2 separate regions of the Homo sapiens genome follow, and region 2 is linked to region 1. Evidence: chromatin contacts called from ENCODE Hi-C or POLR2A ChIA-PET data. All regions are on one chromosome and are shown on one strand. Each heading gives the region's core, a stretch centred on a gene start or an enhancer-like site at or near the end of the contact. The rest is flanking DNA. Distances are from core to core; before and after follow the strand shown.

Region 1 (7,631 bases), core at 1-2,500:
AGGGGACGCTCGCGGGGTCTGCATGGCGAGGGCCAGGCGACAGGAGGAGGTGACGCCTGCGGGCAAGGGGCGGCGAGGTGAGCGGCCTGCAGTCCCGCTCGTGGCCACAAGACGGCGGGCGAGAGCAGCAGACGCTCCTTCAAATCCCAGAAAAATTCCTCACGGGGATAATAATTAATAAAAACAATAATGGCAATAATAATAATAATACACAGCACTGATTTAATTATCAGAACAACTTTATGGCCACGTGTGCGTGAAAGCCCAGGAAACGACTTCAAACAAAACTGCATTCGGTAATTTAAAACTAATAATAATTATTATAATAATAGATACAAATATCCTAAAACATATATTTAAAAATGCAATCGCAAAATACATGCATAAAAATACTTAGAATTAAAACACAAAAATATTAAACTCAAAGGCTAAAAAAAAAAAGAGTCAAAGGCTCTTGGAATTTTATAAGCCACAAGCTGGCTGTGTGTGGTGGCTCACGCCTGTAATCCCAACATTTTGGGAGGCCGAGATGGGAGGATCATCTGAGGTCAGGAGTTCAAGACCGGCCTGCCTAACATAGCGAAACCCTGTCTCTACAAAAAAATACAAAAATTAGCCAGGTATGGTGGCCTGTGCCCGTAATCCCTGCTACTGGAGAGCTGAGGCAGGAGAATCCCTTGAACCCAGGAGGTGGAGGTTGCAGTGAGCCAAGATCGCACCACTGCACTCCAGCCTGGGCAACAGAGCAAGACTCCATCCAAAAAAAAAAAAAAAAAGCCACAAGCTGGGAATGACAGTACTACATAACCACAGAATCACAGAATATTCCCCATGCCAAGGGCCTCTGTGACCCTGGTAGATCTGACCTCCTTCCCAAATCCAGCCTTTTCATTCTCCGCTTGCACACCTCCATGACAGGCACCTCACTACCTCTCACGGGGGACTGCTTCCCACTCCCATTCAAGGTAACTTTGCAGAAACTTCTAGGTGTGTGGAGTGGAGACACTCTCCCATCCAGGTAATGACATAGCAGCGGAATTCACCCTCTGAACCCCCGCCCTCCATGCTGAAGGTCCCAGTTCAGAGCACCCCCTACCAGAAAGGGGTACAGTCCAGGTCCCGGAGCCCCGAATGAGAAGTTCAGCAGCCTCGTCCTTCTGGGAAGTATTGGGCAAGCTCCGAGCCCATTTTCCTGTCTGAGCAGCAGGGGTATCCCCCAGCCCTGCCCTGGCCTTCTGGCTCAGGGATTCTGAGCCCCCAGAGGTGAAGGTGATTCGCGACAATCGGCCCTGGGGTGCCTGCCCCCTCCAAAAACAGGAAGACCTCGCATAGCGCGGCTGGACTTCCTCTTCACGACCCTGAGCTTCCAGGATTTGTGACTCAGCGAACACCCGGATTCCACGTGTGTTCAGGGCACGGCCCTGTTTCCTTCAGAATTTCCTTCCCTGGCTCCTCCCCTGCTCTACAGCCTCCTGTGGCTCCCAGGGACCCCTGAGTCCAGGCCCCAGCCTCTCCCTGGGATTCAAGGCCCCTGACCTCAGACCCCACTTCGGCCTACCCTCCCCTCATGCCACGGGCCTTTCTAGCCCCCTACCCCAGAACCTAACTAAGAGCCCTGTCTGCCCTGTGCCTTTAAAAAAAAATGGCTAAAATATATATAACATAAAAGCTGTCATCTTAACCATTTTCATTTAACTATTATTAGTAGTATTATTATTTGAGACAGAGTCTTGCTCTGTCGCCCAGGCTGGAGTGCAGTGGTGCCATCTCAGCTCACTGCAACCTCCCCCTCCCGGGTTCAAGCGATTCTTCTCAGCCTCCCAGGTAGCTGGGACTCCAGGTGCATGCCACCATGCCCGGCTAAATTTTTTTGTATTTTTAGTACACATGGCGTTTCACCATGTTGGTCAAACTGGTTTTGAACTCCTGACCTCATGCTATCCACCCACCTCGGCCTCCCAAACTGCTGGGATTACAGGTGTGAGCCACCATGCCCAGCCTCCTTCATTCTTATTATTTTTTTGAGATGGAGTCTCGCTCTGTCACCCAGGCTGGAGTGCAGTGGCATGATCTTGGTTCACAGCAATCTCTGCCTCCCAGGCTCAAGCGATCCTCCCGCCTCAACTTCCCAAGTACCTGAGACCACAGCCACGTGCCACCACGCCCAGCTAATTTTTGTATTTTTAGTACAGATGGGGTTTCACCATGTTGGCCAGGCTGGTCTCGAACTCCTGACCTCAGGTGATCCACTCGCCTTGCCCTCTCAAAGTGCGAGGATTACAGGTGTGAGCCACCACGCTCGGCCACCTTTTGGTTTTTTGACAGTCGCCATCCTAATGGGTATGACATGCTGTGTCTTTCATCTTGTGTTTTATCAGAATAATATTTAATTCTAGAAACTATTTCTTTAAACATTAAGAGACAGGGTCTGGCTCTGTTGCCCAGGCTGGAGTACGGTGGCACAATCACCACTCACTGCAGCCTTGAACTTCCAGGCTCAAGCAATCCTCCTACCTCAACCTCCCGAGTAGCTAGGACCATAGGTGTGCACCACCAAGCCTGACTTTTTTTTTTGCCGGGGGTGGGGGACGCAGGGGAAGGTGGACAGAGTCTCACTCTGTCACCCAGGCTGCGATGCAGTGGTATGATCTCGGCTCACTGCAACCTCCACCTCCCAGGTTCAAGCAATTCTCGTGTCTCAGCCTCCTGAAAAGCTGGGATTACAGGTGTGCACTGCCACGCCCGGTTAATTTTTGTATTAATTTTGTAAAGCACTTTGTGAGGCCAAGGCAAGAGGATCACTTGAGCTCAGGAGTTTGAGACCAGCCTGGGCAACATAGCGAGACACGCCCCCATAATCTCTACAGAACATAAAAAATTAACCAGGCATGGTGGCACGTGCCTGTAGTCCCAGCTACTTGTGAGGCTGAAGCAGGATGATTGCTTGAGCCCAGGAGTTCAAGAATGCAATGAGTTATAATTGGTCCACTGTACTCCAGTCTGGGCGACCGAGTGAGACCCTATCTCAAAAAAAATAAAATTAATTTAAATTAAAACAACGACAAAAAAACACCTAGCAAACATAAAGCACTTGCTAGGTGCCAGGCATTATCATAAGTACTTAAATTAACTCATTTAATCTTCACAGCACCCCCAAGGGGTGAGTGCTCTTTTTTTTTTTTTTTTTTTTTTTTGGAGACAAGAGTCCTGCTCTGTCGCCCAGGCTGGAGTGCAATGGCGTGATCTCGGCTCACTGCAACCTCAGCTTCCCGGGTTCAAGCAATTCTCCTGTCTCAGCCTCCCAAGTAGCTGGGATCACAAGTGCCCGCCACCATACCCGGCTAATTTTTGTATTTTTAGTAGGGATAAGGTTTCACCATATTGGCCAGGCTGGTTTTGAACTCCTGACCTCAGGTGATCCACCCACCTCGGCCTCCCAAAGTGCTGGGATTACAGGCATGAGCCACTGCCCCCGGCCAATTTTTGTATTTTTAGTAGGGATAAGGTTTCACCATATTGGCCAGGCTGGTCTTGAACTCCTGACCTCAGGTGATCCACCCGCCTCGGCCTCCCAAAGTGCTGGGATTACAGTTGTGAGCCACGGTGCCCGGTGGGCCCTTAACTGTTTTTAAGTACACACAGTTCACTAGCATTAAGAACATCCACATAATTGTGCACCCATCACCACCACCATCTCCAGAACTTTCTCGACTTCCCAAACTGAAATTCTGTCCCCATGAAACACTCACTCCTCACCCCCCTCCCCAGCCCCTGGCACCTCCCATCCTACTGTCTCAGTGAACCTGATGACTCTAGGGACTTCCTAGGAGTGGGTCACACAGTGTTTGTCCTTGCGTGTCTGGCTCTCTCACTGAGCGGGATTGCCTCAAGATGCATCCACACTGTGACCTGTGTCAGGGTTTCCTTCCCCTTTTTTTTTTTTTCTTGTTTTGAGACAATATCGCTCTGTCTCCCAGGCTGGAGTGCAGTGGCACGATCTCAGCTCACTGCAACCTCCGCCTCCTGGGTTCAAGCGATTCTCCTTTCTCAGCCTCCCAGGTAGCTGGGACTCCAGGTGCACGCCACCACGCCCGGCTAATTTTTTTTTTGTATTTTTAGTATACATGGGGTTTCACCATGTTGGTCTGGCTGATCTTGAACTCCTGACCTCATGCAATCCACACACCTCGGCCTCCCAAAGTGCTGGGACTACAGGTGTGAGCCTCCATGCCCAGCCTCCTTCATTCTTATTATTTTTTTGAGATGGAGTCTCGCTCTGTCACCCAGGCTGGAGTGCAGTGGCATGATCTTGGTTCACCGCAATCTCTGCCTCCCGGGTTCAAGTGATCCTCCCGCCTCAACTTCCCAAGTACCTGACACCACAGCCACGTGCCACCACGCCCAGCTAATTTTTGTATTTTTAGTACAGACGGGGTGTCACAATGTTGGCCAGGCTGGTCTCGAACTCCTGACCTCAGGTGATCCACCCGCCGTGGCCTCCCAAAGTGTGAGGATTACAGGTGTGAGCCACCATGCCCGGCCACCTTCCAGTTTTTTGACATACCCATCCTAATGGGTATGACATGGTGTGTCTTTCATCTTGTGTTTTATCAGAATAATATTTAATTCTATTTCTTTACACTTTTTTTTTTTTTTTTTTGAGACAGGGTCTCACTCTGTTGCCCAGGCTGGAGTGCAGTGGTGTGATCTCGGCTCACTGAAAGCTCCGCCTCCCGGGTTCTCGCCATTCTCCTGCCTCAGCCTACCGAGTAGCTGGGACTACAGGTGCCCACCACCAAAAATTAGCACCCGGCTAATTTTTGTTGTATTTTTTAGTAGAGAGAGGGTTTCACCATGTTAGCCAGGATGGTCTCAATCTCCTGACCTCGTGATCCGCCCGCCTAGGCCTCCCAAAGTGCTGGGATTACAGGCATGAGCCACTGCCCCCGGCCAATTTTTGTATTTTTAGTAGGGATAAGGTTTCACCATATTGGCCAGGCTGGTCTTGAACTCCTGACCTCAGGTGATCCACCCGCCTCGGCCTCCCAAAGTGCTGGGATTACAGTTGTGAGCCACGGTGCCCGGTGGGCCCTTAACTGTTTTTAAGTACACACAGTTCACTAGCATTAAGAACATCCACATAATTGTGCACCCATCACCACCACCATCTCCAGAACTTTCTCAGCTTCCCAAACTGAAATTCTGTCCCCATGAAACACTCACTCCTCACCCCCCTCCCCAGCCCCTGGCACCTCCCATCCTACTGTCTGGGTGAACCTGATGACTCTAGGGACTTCCTAGGAGTGGGTCACACAGTGGTTTGTCCTTGCGTGTCTGGCTCTCTCACTGAGCGGGATTGCCTCAAGATGCATCCACACTGTGACCTGTGTCAGGGTTTCCTTCCCTTTTTTTTTTTTTCTTTTTTTGAGACAGTCTCGATCTGTCTCCCAGGCTGGAGTGCAGTGGCACGATCTCAGCTCACTGCAACCTCTGCCTCCTGGGTTCAAGCGATTCTCCTTTCTCAGCCTCCCAGGTAGCTGGGACTCCAGGTGCACGCCACCACGCCCGGCTAATTTTTTTTTTTTGTATTTTTAGTATACATGGGGTTTCACCATGTTGGTCAGGCTGGTCTTGAACTCCTGACCTCATGCAATCCACCCACCTTGACCTCCCCAAGTGCTGGGATTACAGATGTTAGCTACCATGCCCAGCCTCCTTCATTCTTATTATTTTTTTGAGATGGAGTCTCGCTCTGTCACCCAGGCTGGAGTGCAGTGGCATGATCTTGGTTCACCGCAATCTCCGCCTCCTGGGTTCAAGCGATCTTCCCGCCTCAGCCTCCCGAGTACCTGGGACCACAGGCGGGTGCCACCATGCCTGGCTAATTTTTGTAATTTTAGTACAGACAGAGATTCACCATATTGCCCAGGCGGGTCTCGAACTCCTGACCTCAGGTGATCCACCCACCTTGGCCTCCCAAAGTGCGAAGATTACAGGTGTGAGCCACCACACCCGGCTATCTTCCAGTTTTTTGACAGTAGCCATCCTAATTGGTGTAATATGGTCTGTCTTTCATCTTGTGGTTTGTTTTTTTTTTTGAGACGGAGTCTCGCTCTGTCACGCAGGCTAGAGTGCAGTGGCACGATCTCGGCTCACTGCAAGCTCCGCCTCCCGGGTTCACGCCATTCTCCTGCCTCAGCCTCCCCAGTAGCTGGGACTACAGGCTCCCGCCACCACCACGCCCAGCTAATTTTTTGGATTTTTTAGTAGAGACGGGGTTTCACCATGTTAGCCAGGATGGTCTCTATCTCCTGACCTCATGATCCGCCCACCTCAGCCTCCCAAAGTGCTTGGATTACAGGTGTGAGCCACAGCACCCGGCCTCATCTTGAGTTTTATCAGAACAATATTTAACTCTAGAAACTATTTCTTTAAACATTGTTTTAAGAGACAGGGTCTGGCTCTGTTGCCCAGGCTGGAGTACAGTGGCACAATCACCACTCACTGCAGCCTTGAACTTCCGGACTCAAGCAATCCTCCTGCCTCAGCCTCTCGAGTAGCTGGGACCATAGGTGTGCACCACCATGCCTGGGTTTTTTTTTTTTTTTTTGGGCAGGGGGGAGGGAGCCGGGGAGGGGGGAAAAGATTCTCACTCTGTGGCCCAGGCTGGAGTGCAGTGGCTCACTACCGGCTCACTACAACCTCCACCTCCCAGGTTCAAGCGATTCTCGTGTTTCAGCCTCCTGAGAAGCTGGGATTACAGGAGTGCACTGCCACGCCCGGTTAATTTTTGTATTAATTTTGTAAAACACTTTGGGAGGCCAAAGCAAGAGGACTGCTTGAGCTCAAGAGTTTGAGACCAGCCTGGGCAACATAGTGAGACACCCCCTCACAATTCCTACAGGAAATAAAAAATTAACCAGGCGTGGTGGCACATGCCTCTAGTCTCAGTTACTTGTGAGGCTGAAGCAGGATGATGGCTTGAGCCCAAGAGTTCAGGAATGCAATGAGTTATGATTGGTCCACTGTACTCCAGTCTGGGCAACCACGTGAGACCCTGTCTCAAAAAAATAAAATAACAACAGGCCAGGCGCCGTGGCTCACGCCTGTAATCCCAGCACTTTGGGAGGCCAAGGCAGGCGGATCACGAGGTCAGGAGATAGAGACCATCCTGGCTAACACGGTGAAACCCCGTCTCTACTAAAAACACACAAAAAAATTAGCTGGGCGTGGTGGCAGGTGCCTATAGTCCTAGCTACTCGGGAGGCTGAGGCAGGAGAATGGCATTAACCCGAGAGGCAGAGCTTGCAGTGAGCCGAGATCGCGCCACTGCACCCCATCCTGGGTGACACAGCGAGACTCTGTCTCAAAAAAACAACAACAACAAAACACCTAGCAAACACAAAGCACTTGCTAGGTGCCAGGCATTGTCATAAGTACTTAAATTAACTCATTTAATCTTCACAACACCCCCAAGGGGTGAGTGCTCTTTTTTTTTTTTTTTTTTTTTTTGGAGACAAGAGTCCTGCTCTTCGCCCAGGCTGGAGTGCAATGGCGTGATCTCGGCTCACTGCAACCTCAGCTTCCCGGGTTCAAGCAATTCTCCTGCCTCAGCCTCCCGAGTAGCTGGG
Region 2 (7,631 bases), core at 2,538-5,037, 210 kb after region 1:
CGCAGTGAGTCGAGATCATGCCACTGCACTCCAGCATGGGCAACAGAGTGAGATTTCATCTCTAAAATAAAATAAAATAATAAAAAATAAAAATAAAAAGTAGCAAACGTGCATGTGGGCGGAGAATGTACACACTTATATATGCATGTACTTCTGGAAGGGCACAGGAAATGAAATGAACAATTGATAAGAGATTAAACCTTGGGGTTGGCAGACTGGGGTCCCCAACTCCCACACCCTCTCCCTGTGGTCCTTGGGCAAGCCCCTTCCCCTCTCTAGCCATCTATAAAACATGCATATCAGCCAGGCATGATAGCTCATGCCTGGAATTTCAGCACTTTGGGAGGCCAAGGTGGGAGGATTGCTTGAGCCCAGGAGTTCAAGACCAACCTGGGCAACATAGGGTGACCCTGTTTCTACAAATAATTTTTAAAATTAGCTGGGCATAGCGGTGCACACCTACAGAAGGCTGAAGTAGGAGGATTGCCTGAGCCAGGAGGCAGAGACTGCAGTGAGCCATGATTGCACTACTGCACTCCAGCCTGGGTCACAGACTAAGACTCTGTCTTAAAAAAAAAAAGGTCTTTCTTCCTTTTTTTTTTTTTTTTTTTTTTTTTTTGAGAAGGAGTCTTGCTCTGTTGCCCAGGCTGGAGTGCAGTGGCACGATCTTGGCTCACTGCAACCTCCTTCTCCCGGGTTCAAGTGATTCTCCTGCCCGAGCCTCCCAAGTAGCTGGGATTACAGGCACCCGCCACTATGCCCAGCTAATTTTTTGTATTTTTAGTAGAGACGAGGTTTCACCATGTTGACCAGGCTGGTCTCGACCTCCTGACCTCGTGATTTGCCCGCTTTGGCCTCCCAAAGTGCTGGGATTACAGGCATGAGCCACTGTGCCCAGTCAAAAGGCCTGCTTTCCTTTCTCTCTCTCTCTCTCTCTCTCTCTCTCTCTCTCTCTCTCTCTCTCTCTCTCTGTCTATTTTGAGATGGAGTTTTGCTCTTGTTGCCCAGGCTGGAGTACAATGGTGCAATCTTGGCTCATTGCAACTTCAAACTCCTGGGTTCAAGCGATTCTCCTGCCTCAGCCTCCTGAGTAGTTGGGATTACAGGCATGCACCACCATGCCCAGCTAATTTTTGTATTTTTAGTAGAGATGGGGTTTCAACATATTGTCCAGTCTGGTCTCAAACTCCTGACCTCAGGTGATCCACTTGCCTTGGCCTCCCAGAGTGCTGGGATTACAGGCATCCAGCCAAAAAGAACTTTCTTTCTTTTTCTTTCTTTCTTTCCTTCTTTCTTTTTCTTTCTTTCTTTCTTTCTTTCTTTCTTTCTTTCTTTCTTTCTTTCTTTCTTTCTTCTTTCTTTCTTCTTTCTTTCTTTTTCTTTCTTTTTTCTCTCTTTCTCTTTCTCCTTCCTTCCTTTCTTTGTTCTTCTTCTTCTTTTTTTTTAACAGAGTTTTGCTCTTATTGCCTAGGCTGGAGTGCAGTGGCACAATCTTGGCTCACTGCAACCCCCACCTCCTGGGTTCAAGCGATTATCTTGCCTCAGCCTCCCAAGTAGCTGGGATTAGAGGCACGTGCCACCATGCCGGCTAATTTTGTATTTTTAGTAGAGTCAGGGTTTCTCCATGTTGGTCACGCTGTTCTCAAACTCCCGACCTCAGGTGATCCACCCACCTCTGCTTTCCAAAGTGCTGGGATTACAGGCGTGAGCCACCATGTCCGGCCCTTTTTCAATTTTTTTATTATTTTTATTTTTTTTATACAAGGTCTCGCTCTGTCACCCAGGCTGGAGTGCAGTGGCATGATCTTGGCTTACTGCAACCCCTGCCTCCCGGGTTCAAGCGATTCTCCTGCCTCAGCCTCTGTAGTAGCTGGGACTACAGGCACCCGCCACCGCACTCGGCTAATTTTTGTATTTTTAGTAGAGACGAGGTGTCACCATATTGGCCAAGCTGGTCTCGAACTCCTGACCTCAGGTCATCCACCCGCCTCGGCCTCCCAAAGTGCTGGAATTACAGGGGTGAGTCAACGCACCTGGCTGGGATCTATCTCATGGGGCTGCCCTGAGGCCTTCAGATCACTCAGCAGGTAGAATGTCTGGCACTGACCCTGGCACAGAGTAAAAGCTTAGGGAAGGGGAGAGAGAAAGGGTGGCAGGTCTTCCTGTGCAACCTGAGGAACTTCACTTTTGTCCTGGCCTGAATGATCAGGTCCTGTACAGCTGTCCCTGATTTATATCCTAACTGTCCCTTCTATGCTTGCTCACCCCCCAGGGCCTGTTCTTTCCCCCACCCCCACCAGGGCCCTTACACTGACTGTTCCTTCAACCCAATGCCCATACCAACATGTGAGCAGAGTTTTCATGTCTTTACCCTCCCTAAAGGCAAGGTTGGTTGCTGAATTCATGTATGTATCTCCAGTGCCTAGTACAACAAGTTTGTTGAGCAAATAAATGGGTGGAATAGATCAGGAAAGAATAACAGCTGCATTATTAGAAAACTTACCGTAAACAGACATGATTGCTAGTGCCATGCCAAGCCATATTGGGACCTCAGGCAAAAGGAAAAGTCAGAAAGGCTGGTTCTGCCTTTATTTACATTTTTGATATTTTGTTCATTGTGGATTTTGGCATACATTTTGATTTCTTAAAACATTGCATCGATTTTTTTTTGAGACAGGGTCTTGCTCTGTCACCTAGGCTGGAGTGCAGTGGTGCAATCATAACTCACTGCAGCTTCGACCTCCTGGCCTCAAGTGATCCTCTCACCTCAGCCTCCCAAGTAGCTGAGACCACAGGTGCCATTCTCTCTCTCTCTCTCTCTCTCTCTCTCTGTTTCTCTCTTTCTCTCTCCCTCTCTCCCTCTTTCTCTCTCAGAAACGGGGTCTCACTATGTTGCCCAGGCTCATCTTGAAATCCTGGCCTCAAGTGATCCTCCCACCTTGGCCTCCCAAAGTGCTCAGATTACAAGCATGAGCCATTGCACCTGGCCTGAAATATTATTTACCTTGATTATTGAGTTTTTTGGTGCCCCTTTAAGTTTTGCACCTGAGGCTGGTGCCTCACCCAACTCACATTAGCCCCTGCCCTGATTATTTCTAACATGCAATCCACACCATATCATTAGTTCCTCAGCAAATACTCTACTATTATCACTACTTCACAGTTGCAAAAACTGAGGCACAACTGTGCCCAATGTCCCAAAGGAAGGAGAAGAAAAATCTGAACTTGAACCCCAGTTTCTTCGTTTTTTGGTTCAGAGCCTGCCCAGTATAGCACTACAATAAGCTGAATTTTATAAATTGGGTTTTGAGTTAAGGAATCAAAAGCTTCAGGCTTAAGTCCCACCTCTGCCCCAGAGTCTTCTGAGCCCTCCATTTTCACAGACGTCAGTTGCCCTAGGTGGAACTGGACTTTAATATTCTCCACATCCCTTATTTTTTCCCAAAACAGTTTACCAGCTTTTTCTTTCCTGAACCAGGAGCAATAGCAAAAATTGGGAATGGGAAGAAACAGGTACCAGCCAGGACACCTGAACGAACTTGGAGCTCAGGAACCCAGGAGGGGATTGGAGAGAGTGGGGAGACTCCATGGTCCACAATGAATGCTCCTTCCCCATCCGAAAAAATCCCCTAGCCCAGTTTTTGGGCAGATGCCAGACTTTTATTCTGAAGCGTGGGCCACAACCTATGAGGTAATCTTTGGAGCTTCATTCTGAGGCGGAATCCCATTGGCCAGTTGGGGAAGCCCCTCCCAGGATTCCTGGCGCTCCGCCTTCCCTGAAGCCTATAAAAGCGCAGGTCCCCGCCTCGGCAGCCACGGGACACCTGCATCTGCCAACAAGACTGGAAGCAGGTGAGGCACACAGAGGGGGAGGCCCGCAGCTGCGTGGGAGGAGGGGTGGTCTGAGGGACGTGGGATGCCGGGAATGAGGCTGGTTTGCAGGTTGGCGCATGGACATTTTCCCAGAAAGGGACAGAGACGGCGAAGTTTGACGGTCTGGAAAGCAGAGACCAGCAGGGCTGACTGCTTGGGAGGTAAGTTCTGGGGACATGGTACAGGGTGAGGAGCAGGTATCAGTGCTAGTTGCGACCCCTCTGTGTCTCCCCCCCGCCACCCCATTGCCATTCTGAAGCTCCCCAGGAAGAAGCTAGGAGGGGAAATAAATTGAGTGGGGGTGGGGTTTCCCAAGAATCGGAGGAACCGAGAACGAAGAGGGGTGGGGGAACGGGGAAAGAGAGAGGAAAATCAAGTTTTCTTCAGCACGAGGGACAGCTCTCCACCGACCGAAGGAGGAGAATGCTATTTATTTCAGCACCAAATATCCGGACAGCGCCTCTCGGGAGGTCCGAGAAGAGAACCGCGATCTGTTTCAGCACCGGGGCTCAGGACAGTTCCCAGCGGGCTCCGTTTCGTCTCCAGAACCCTGGACAGCTCCTCCAGGTAACGGGAGAGCCCTTTGACCCTGATTTTGCAGGGGGAGGACGAGAGAGGGTGGTCTGAGGTGCCTGGCATTTCTGGAGACCTGCACCTCATGTAATGGATTTTTAAACAAAGTATTTTCCAGATAAGCACACACAGAAGTCTGCAATTTTCTTTTTTTTTCGAGACGGAGTCTTGCTCTGTCGCCCAGGCTGGAGTGCAGTGGCACGATCTCGGCTCACTGCAACCTCTGCCTCCTGGGTTCAAGGGATTCTCCTGCCTCAGCCTCCCGAGTATCTGGGATTACAGGCACATGCCACCACTCCCGGCTAATTTTTGTATTCTTAGTAGAGACGGGGTTTCACCATGTTGGCCAGGCTGGTCTCAAACTCTTGACCTCTTCATCCGTCCACCTCAGCCTCCCAAAGTGCTAGGATTACAGGCGTGAGTCACTGCGCCTGGCCCAAGTCCGGAATTTTCAACAGGTAAGATACCTCACTGGGGTAACAGCTGCCTGCTAAGATGACATTATGGTGTCTCTTCCAGACTTCGGTGAGAAACCTTGTGCCAAGCATTTTACATACATCATATCATGCCATCTTCAACCCTAGGACATGGGTGTTACTGTGCCCATGTGACATTTGGGGAACCCAAGGCCCTGAGAAAGGCAGAAAAATAACCCACGCAGGGACTCTCAGCCCACAAGTGAAGCTGTAAGTCAACCCCACCAGTCCAACTCCAAATCCCATGTCTCTGACGTGCCTGGGTGGGAGGTGGGCCCTTGGAGATCAGACCCTGCTTCTCTCCAGGAGAACCGGGAATGGAAAACAGGGAGGCAGCACAGAGGCAGGAAACTCAGGTGTCATAGCTTGGCTCAGGTGAGAAGGAGGAGCTGGGCAGGGGTCTCAGACATGGGGCAGAGGGTGGTGAAGAAGATTAGAGTGGCTGTGGTCTAGTGCTGTGTGGAAGACTAGTGATTTTGTTGTTCTGATGTACTACGACAACAAGTCACAGCCGGCCTCATAGCGCAGACTCCCTTCGACCTTCGCCTTCAATGGGCTGGCCAGTGGGGGAGAACCGGGGAGGTCGGGGAAGAATCGCTTCCACTCGGAGTGGGGGGGCTGGCTCACTCCAGGCGATACAGGCACAGGCAAAGGAGGGAAGCAAACAAGGACATACATCCTGTGCTCATACAGCCATGCACCATGTATGGGGTTTGTCACATCACTCGTACGCCCCCACAAGCCTGGAGATAGAACATACCTGACTCTAAACCCAAGACCTCTAACCACCTTATGGCGCTTTCCTGGGAGACCCAATGAGGGAATGACATTTAAAGCCCTCCCTAGACCAGAGTTCTCAGGGTACTTTTCTATTAAAAAAAAAATTATTATTTTTTTGGCCGGGTGGCTCACGCCTGTCATCCCAGCACTTTGGGAGGCCAAGGCAGGTGGACCACTTGAGGCCAGGAGTTCAAGACCAGCCTGGACAACATGGTGAAACTCCATTTCTCCTAAAAATACAAAAATTAGCTGGGCGTTGTGGCACACACCTGTAGTCCCAGCTACTCGGGAGGCTGAGGCATGGGAATCCCTTGAACCCAGGAGGCAGAGGCTGCATGACCCAAGATTGCACCACTGCACTCCAGCCTGGGCAACAGAGAGAGATTCTGTCTCAAAAAACATTTTTTTTTTCTTTTTTGTAAAGACATGGTCTCCTGCCTCAGCCTCTCAAAGTGCCAAGATTACAGGTGTGAGCCACCGAACCCAGCCTAAGGATACTTTTCAATAAAAGTTCCAGAAGTGGGCTGGGTGTGGGAGCTCATACCTGTAATCCTAACATTTTGGGAGGATGAGATGGGAGGATTGCTTGAGTACAGGAGTTTGAGACCAGCCTGGGCAATATAGTGAGACCCCGTGAGTTGACACATGCCTGTAGTCCCAACTACTTAGGAGGTGGGAGGAACACTTGAGCCTGGGAGATCAAGGCTGCAGTGAGCCATGACTGCACCACTGCACTCCAGACTGGGCAACAGAACAACACCCTGTTTCAAAAAAAAAGTTTCAGAAAAGATTCCTTTCCTGTCTGCTACCCATCAGTGTCATGGGCCAATCATAGGACAAGTGTGAACTTGTGCCCAGTGGTGACTTATGACATCATAAAGGCTCACCACCTTTGCCAGACATGGTGGCTCACACTTGTAATCCCAGCACTTTGGGAGGCCAAGGTGGGAGGATAGCTTGAGCTCAGGAGTTCGAGACCAGCCTGGGCAACATAGCAAGACCTCATCTCAGTAAAAAATAATAAATAAATAAATAAATATATAAGACTCACTCCCAATTCTCTGCAACACCCTAATCAAGTGAAAAACTGCACATGGTTACCTGTTCTCCAGCCTCAGGGCTTTTGCCTCTGCTGTTCCTGCAGCTTGGAATGCACTCCCTCCACCTCCAACCAGAGCTCCCCACAACTGACCCTGCCTTCTTCTGCAAGCTCCATTTCATCAAGGGAAACGATCCTTATTGCCTCACCATTTCCCACGTGAAGTCTGTATTGACATTCTCATAGACCTGGGATATTGTGTCTGCAGCACATAGTCCAATTATTTTCATGTTATCTACTGACAGGTCTATTTGTCTCCCTGTTACACTGTGAGCTCCGTGAGGGCAGAAACAATGTTAGTATTTTCACTGCTGTGTCCCCAGCGCCTGGTCCGGGGCCCGGCACACAGCAGGCATATAATAAGCATGTGTTGAATCAATAAAGGCATCAAAGAATAAACCAATACATCAATCAATAAATGAATGAATGGCCTCAGCACACACAGGAAGATCCTTCTTCTAGGTCTCCCCCAGAGAGATACTGGAGGGCAATGGTTGCTGGAGGTGTTTATTGGGGAAGCATAATTGAATTTGTGGACACTTAAGGGCCGGCCAGCCAACTCACAGCCCCAAGAGAGAGAGCCAGGCTCATTTAATTAGCAATTACAAGGCACTGATTCCTCATTAGCTCTGGCAACCCTCGTCTCCCTCCTCAGCCCCAGACAAATGAAATCTTTCTCTCTCTCCCAGGAGTACTGCCTCAGTGGGTCCATTAACAAGCAGAGAAAATGAGATTAGAAGACACCTAAATGCCAGAGGCACTTTATGAATGGGCTGAGCAGAGGGAGGTTCAATGTCTGGGTTAGGTCTAATTGTGGGAGGTTTCCTGGT

The links. Hi-C counts contacts between places; a loop is a spot of excess contacts on that map. ChIA-PET counts read pairs that join two places held with the same protein, here RNA polymerase II (POLR2A). Pooled maps may share reads with other maps.
Region 2: a loop to region 1 is called in a map of gastrocnemius medialis, with 3 times the contacts of the local background. The contact joins the promoter of MIR7-3HG here to the promoter of SEMA6B in region 1. A Hi-C loop is called at or near these places in 1 of 168 maps with a recorded cell type or tissue (gastrocnemius medialis) and 1 of 50 pooled maps. POLR2A ChIA-PET finds 5 or more read pairs at or near these places in 1 of 52 experiments (GM12878).

What each region holds. Positions count from the first base shown.
Region 1 is chr19:4,558,434-4,566,064 of GRCh38, forward strand. It overlaps SEMA6B (semaphorin 6B), which reads right to left and starts at 1,251. Exons shown (of 17, transcript NM_032108.4): 1 at 1,097-1,251; 2 at 1-56. The coding sequence starts at 24.
Region 2 is chr19:4,765,318-4,772,948 of GRCh38, forward strand. MIR7-3HG (MIR7-3 host gene) reads left to right here and starts at 3,788. Exons shown (of 3, transcript NR_027148.1): 1 at 3,788-4,034; 2 at 4,313-4,440; 3 at 6,847-7,239. MIR7-3 (microRNA 7-3) reads left to right here and starts at 5,353; the gene lies at 5,353-5,462. RefSeq lists a silencer at 4,220-4,514.